Linked DNA regions of Homo sapiens: region 2 is linked to region 1. Evidence: chromatin contacts called from ENCODE Hi-C or POLR2A ChIA-PET data. All regions are on one chromosome and are shown on one strand. The core of a region is the stretch at or near the end of the contact, and the rest is flanking DNA. Distances in the headings are between cores, read along the strand shown.

Evidence for each region. A loop is a pair of places that touch in the nucleus more often than their neighbours do. ChIA-PET counts read pairs that join two places held with the same protein, here RNA polymerase II (POLR2A). Pooled maps may share reads with other maps.
Region 2: a pooled map shows a loop between it and region 1 (8-fold over the local background). The contact joins two enhancer-like sites. A Hi-C loop is called at or near these places in 1 of 37 single-sample maps with no recorded cell type and 7 of 50 pooled maps. POLR2A ChIA-PET finds 5 or more read pairs at or near these places in 1 of 52 experiments (activated T-cell).

The regions. Positions count from the first base shown.
Region 1 is chr7:111,137,068-111,139,913 of GRCh38, reverse strand. The region is part of intron 3 of IMMP2L (inner mitochondrial membrane peptidase subunit 2); the gene reads left to right. Among named protein-coding and RNA genes, the nearest start is that of LRRN3, 47 kb to the right of the region's middle. Within about 2 kb of position 1,538, at least 19 of the 41 ENCODE cell types and tissues checked have a DNase peak (open chromatin) inside an H3K27ac peak, as active enhancers do.
Region 2 is chr7:111,526,346-111,529,142 of GRCh38, reverse strand. All of the region lies in intron 1 of IMMP2L (inner mitochondrial membrane peptidase subunit 2), which reads left to right. Among named protein-coding and RNA genes, the nearest start is that of IMMP2L, 35 kb to the left of the region's middle. RefSeq lists enhancers at 1,493-1,542, 1,863-1,932. Within about 2 kb of position 1,447, at least 2 of the 41 ENCODE cell types and tissues checked have a DNase peak (open chromatin) inside an H3K27ac peak, as active enhancers do.

The DNA of each region.
Region 1 (2,846 bases), core at 289-2,788:
TTGAAGAGTGTTGCCAACAGCACAGGCAATCTTGTCAGAGAAAGAATTATCCTAGTTTTTCCTTTTGCTGGGAAATTGTGAGTTGAACCAGATTTCCAGCAAGCAAAATACATTTTAATAGGTATTCTCTTTTCCTAGCTCAAAATAGTTTTTTTTATTTAGAGGAAAATGTATTTTGTTTCTACTTGAGGAATTTGAGGTTTATTGCTATTTTTATAAAGTGAATAGACACTATTTTATGTGTCTTCTGTTACAAAAAGAACAACTTTCTAGATGGGAGAGATGATTAACTTGCATATCAGGGTTAGGCTAATTACTACTATCTGTAATTTTCCCAAAATATATCTGGAAGCTGCTTAATTGCTATAGCATTTTTAAAAAATCTCTTTCCTTTCTCATAGTTTTTCCCACCATAGATAATTCTCAATTATTTCAGGGAAGTTGCCTATCTTTGTATCCCCTGAAGCTTCTAACATTTTAGTTTCTTAGTAAATACTTGTTGAACAAAAAGAAATACCAATCTAGTCCAGTCTCTGGCAGTAAATACTTGTTGAACAAAAAGAAATACCAACCTAGTCCAGTCTCTGGCCCTTGTTACCTGTTTTTTGTAGTTTGTTACCTGTTCATAGAATCATTTAGGATTTTTGCTTCTGGGTAATAGTGCCACTGTAATTCCCAGAGCTTTAAAATGGTGTCTTAATTTAGATCTTTTGTTAGCTCCGTTCCAAAATTTCTTCCTCATTGTACAATGTAAATAGGGCAAAGATAAAAAAATCCAGGCTTATTCCTTTTTTTTGGTGAAATACTAGATATCAAATGGATATCACATTCATTTATTTGTTCATTATTCTCACAATAGCCAAATCGAATCTTAAATAAAGGGATCAATAGAGATGATTTAAAAGATCATGTCAACTGAAAAACATTTAGCAGTATGGCATTTTCTCCTATAGTTGTGGTCTTTGAATACATCATAATTTTCAATATTTTCCCTTCCTAGAAAATAAATACAGGCAATCTCTGTTGCCTTAAAGGGTTTTACAAGTAAGTTTTATTACTTGAGGGTGCAGAAATGCCAAGCTATTCCAGGCAAGTGACCAAATAATGTCTGGGACTCTTTTTCTGGCAAAACAACTAACTATCTTTTCAGGTTCATGAGAACCAAATAGGACTTCAGCTGATTTTTTTTCTTTTAAAATAGAATTATCTATTGGCAGGACCTTATCTCTAATCTTTTTCTAGCTTTCTGTTTTCTTGTAGGACTATTTTGATTTATTGTGAGCCATTTTGCAGGGTTTTATTTACAAGTTTTACCTAACTTGGAACAAGAAATAACATTTGTTTGTTTGCAGATGCCTAGTACAATGTAAAATAGCATAAGCGGTTATATAAGAAACAATGAATTATATTGCCTATGTAATACAAAGTAGCTACCACAACTAAAGAGAAAGACAAGCTACTTCCTTCTTACTTTGATCTTATGGCCCCTGGAGTTAATTTGGGGCAGGAAATGCCAGTGCTGGAGGGCTGCCACGTCATTGGACAAAGTGAGAGCTTTTGGTTATTTTCTTTATGAGCTGTCACCCTAGTTTTGCTAGTGCTGAAGTGACAATAGCAGAAGAAAAGCTTTAGCTAAAGGGACCTTGTTTTTTTCCAGTGGAACAAAAACATCAAGATTACTCTAGGCAATATGACATTATTCACATTCACTAAATCTTTTGAAAAGAATGAATGGAGTACCTTTTTGTATTTTAAAGTAGGTTTATACAAAGGTGTAGCACAAGGCTGGTCACGGTGGCTCAGGCCTGTAATCCCAGCCTTTTGGGAGGCCTAGGGGAGCAGATAGCTTTGAGCTCAGGAGCTCGAGACCAGCCTGCGCAACATGGGGAAACCCCATTTGTACAAAAAAAACCCCACAAAAATTAGCTGGGTGTGGTGGCTCATGCCAGTAATCCCAGCTCCTCAGGAAGCTGAGGCTGGAGGATCACTTGAGCCTGGGAAGCAGAGGTTGCAGGGAGCTGAGATCATGTCACTGTACTCCAGGCTGGGAAACAGAGTGAGACCCTGTCTAAAAACAAAAAACCAAAACCAAAAGTTGTAGCATATACATCTGTACTTTAACTGAATGAGATTTTTAAAGTATAATTTCTTAAATCATTCATATTAAAGTTCTCATAAAAATCCAAGACTAGTTTCTGTTCTCCTTTGTTAGAGCTGTTGAAATACCACTTAGTTTTTAGAAATGGACTGCTTCTGACTGTGCTTTTATCATTCAGAGCATTGAAGTAGTAATTTAATATTTTTATTCCTCAAATCAAATTATTTTTTTCCTATCTTTGCTCTGCTTCTTGGCTTATCAAGCTTGATTATTATATTTGCCTTTTCTTATTTTGAGCAATGTGGTCTGAGTGTATGAAATAGAAAAAAATGATCTTACTAAGTAGATAAAACAATATGGTGGTGTTTTTGCATAATGGAAAAATTGTGAATTCTGGCTTAACGTATTTTTTTTGACATGATTAGGAAATGGTGAAATGAATAATTACCAACTAACACTGATTAAAATTCTTTACTTCCAATGGAAAATACCATTTTTATAAGGTATCCAGATGGCTCTTCCAGCATGCTTATTATTATAAATTGAATATAGAATGAGTCTTCTCGTAAATAAAGCGTACTTTATTTCTGTTATACCACTATAAATGCTATCAAATAGCTGAGGTGGAGGAAATTTACCACATTTCCACCAAACCTTATTGCCACTAGAAAGTGAACTAACCCACCATATTTTTGCAGCATTTCAACATGACGAAGACTATATATCGTTAGCCTCTAGATTTATGCAT
Region 2 (2,797 bases), core at 198-2,697, 390 kb before region 1:
CCTCTGGGGAGGAAGTATGGCTTGGTCAATCTGGTGTCTTAACATAGTGTCTAGCACAAAGTAGGCACTTAATGTTGAAAGAATGAAAATGCAAACTCTACGTGGAGAAAGGACCATGCTGACCTTGTTCTATAACACATATTTATCTCTTAGCACAATTCCATGGTGCATGGTAGGTACACATATACTGACTGATTCAGGAATTGTGTGTCAGATTTGCTTGGATCCCTACTCTTGTGTTCTCTGATATTCATAGTTTGATGGTTTCCTCTTTATAAATAAAATCTTGATTTTGTGTAGGCTTATGATGATTGAAAGGTTACATTTTACATAAGATACTGCTTTATAACTTATTATTTTCCTCTTACCTTCAAACCTCCCACACAACTTTTAAATAGTTTTTATAATTAGGATGACTTGTGGTGGATTTATCCACCTGGTTGCCATGGATGAGTGATTGGTGACTTTGTACAAGCTAAAATATAAGCAGGCTTAAGAACAATTTTAGATGAATTAATGCATGATCAAGCCACAAGTTGTTACGGGAAGGAGAGAAATTTACAGTGTGGGTTGTTATGTGGTTGAGGTCAGCATCACCAAGAAACTCTCACTTGTAAGTGCTGTATGCCAGGTGGCAAATATGGTTTCACTTGATTCTGAAAGCTTATTTAAAAAATATTCTCAGTTTAAGCACTTCAACAATGAACTGGGTGTACTTACAATTTTAAGCAATAATTTTCTCAGGAGCAGTGTTTTGAACCTCAGTGACTTCCATAGTTACAAGAAGAATGAGGTAACTGATAAAAATTATTCCCTTTTTGCTGGGGGTGATTTTAGTACCTGATTGTTATTGCTTAGATGAAATTTTCCCAGAGGAAGTCGGGGCTAGGTACTTATTACTGTGGTGGTTTTAAACATTTAAGGTGTGAACAAAAGACCGGATCATCTGAATGATTCTTTGGCAATTTACATAGACAAGGAGGTGCATTAACTTTGCCAATATGTGAATGCCATAAAACTTTAAGAAAATTATTGGATATGACAACATAGAAATGTTGTGTTCATTTCTTCATGTATGAATGGCTTCTTTAGTATTTACATGATAGAAGCTTTTAACAGTGTTTTATTATTATGAAATATAGGTGCCCCTCACAATTCAGATAAAACAGGACTGAATTGAGCGTTTTCTTTTGAGCCTCTGAAAATAGCAACCACTTGTACCTTGTTTCCAGGGTAGCTTTTATTGCTCTTGCTTCCTTGGCTTGGAGCAGGATCAGCACATATCAGATTGAGACATCTCCCACATGCTCCTTTATAATCTCTCAGAAAAACACTTGCCCTGACTTTGTTGTGCAGGCGATGGTAGCAATGCTCTGGTCAGCAGTCAGGTTGTGGAAATGAGAAGTGAAAGAGCAACGGTGTTCAGGTCTTTATCTATATTTAAAATGTTCTTTTACATCATTGGCACTGGTTTCAGCTCCCTCACTGTTGGGTCTTTTAACCAGTTGTTTAAAAAAAGTTAATTCTCTTTTATTTTCAATACTTAAAAAAGTCTCAAACCATAAAGGCAACTCACTTTTTCTTAGTCAATAGTGATCTCAGTGTTTGTTTTAGTATCTGCCAAAGTTCTTAAGAAACAGTTAAAAGACAATAAAAAGTTATAGAAATAAAGAATTCTGGCTTAGAAAGAACCTTAGATATTAAATCTACCCCCCCCCCCTTTTTGGAGACAGGGTCTTGTTTGGTCACCTAGGCTGTAGTGTGGTGGCACAGTCATAGCTCACTGCAGTCTCAAACTCCTTAGCTCAAGCAGTCCTTCCACCTCAGCCTCCCAAGTAGATAGGACTACAGGTGTATGCTACCATGCCTTGCTAATTTTTAAATTTTTAGAGATGGAAGTCTTGCTGTGTTGCTCAGGCTGGCCTCGAACTCCTGACCTGAAGTGACCCTCTTGCTTGGCCTCCCAAATAAGCCCCTTCTTGTCACACATGAGGAAACAGGCCAGAAGTGACTTGTTCAAAGTCATGGAACTGGTTATAGACAGAGACAGATATCTACCTCAGGTCTCCTGAGTCTCATTACCATGCTCCTTTTTGGGGACCAGTGACTACATGGAGTAGAAGTAATGTAGGAGAGCATTACTGGAAAAGAAGAGGAGGCTCACAATTCAGGAAATGTGAATTTAATGCAACTTTTATTAATGTTTCCCCCTTAATTTACATTTTAATCATGCATACTACCTTATAACTAAGATAGCTGTGGCATCATATTTGGAAGCATTCCGTTTCTGTCCTGCAGGTATCCTCAGCTGTTTTGTGAAGGTCCATGCATGCAGGGCATGATGAACAGCAAAGAGAAGACATGTTTCCATTCTGTGCCTCTTAAAATAAAAGTAGCGAATATTTGACAGAACTTTCCAGAAGTTTCCAGAAATATAGATAGCCTGCACTGGCTACATAAACAACATTATAGTCAGTTAAATATATTGATTGCTGCATAAACAGGAAAGAATCTTGCTCAGTGTTATTTGTACTACTTAGAGCAGCAGAGATTGGGGTGAGAGTGTGGTTTGTTCATTGTGATGGGATAGAAATTAACACTAGTGTTACCCCGTATTATCTGTATATCATAGTGACTTCCTAGGGCAGATACCATCTTTCTGTTTTAGAAACCAGCAAAAATTCAAAGAAGAAAATAGTAATCGTCTCCATTCCTAGCATATAGAATTAACCACTGCTAGCATTTTGATGCTGCTTTCTTCCCTCTTTTGGTATACTTTAATAATTACACAAGTAAC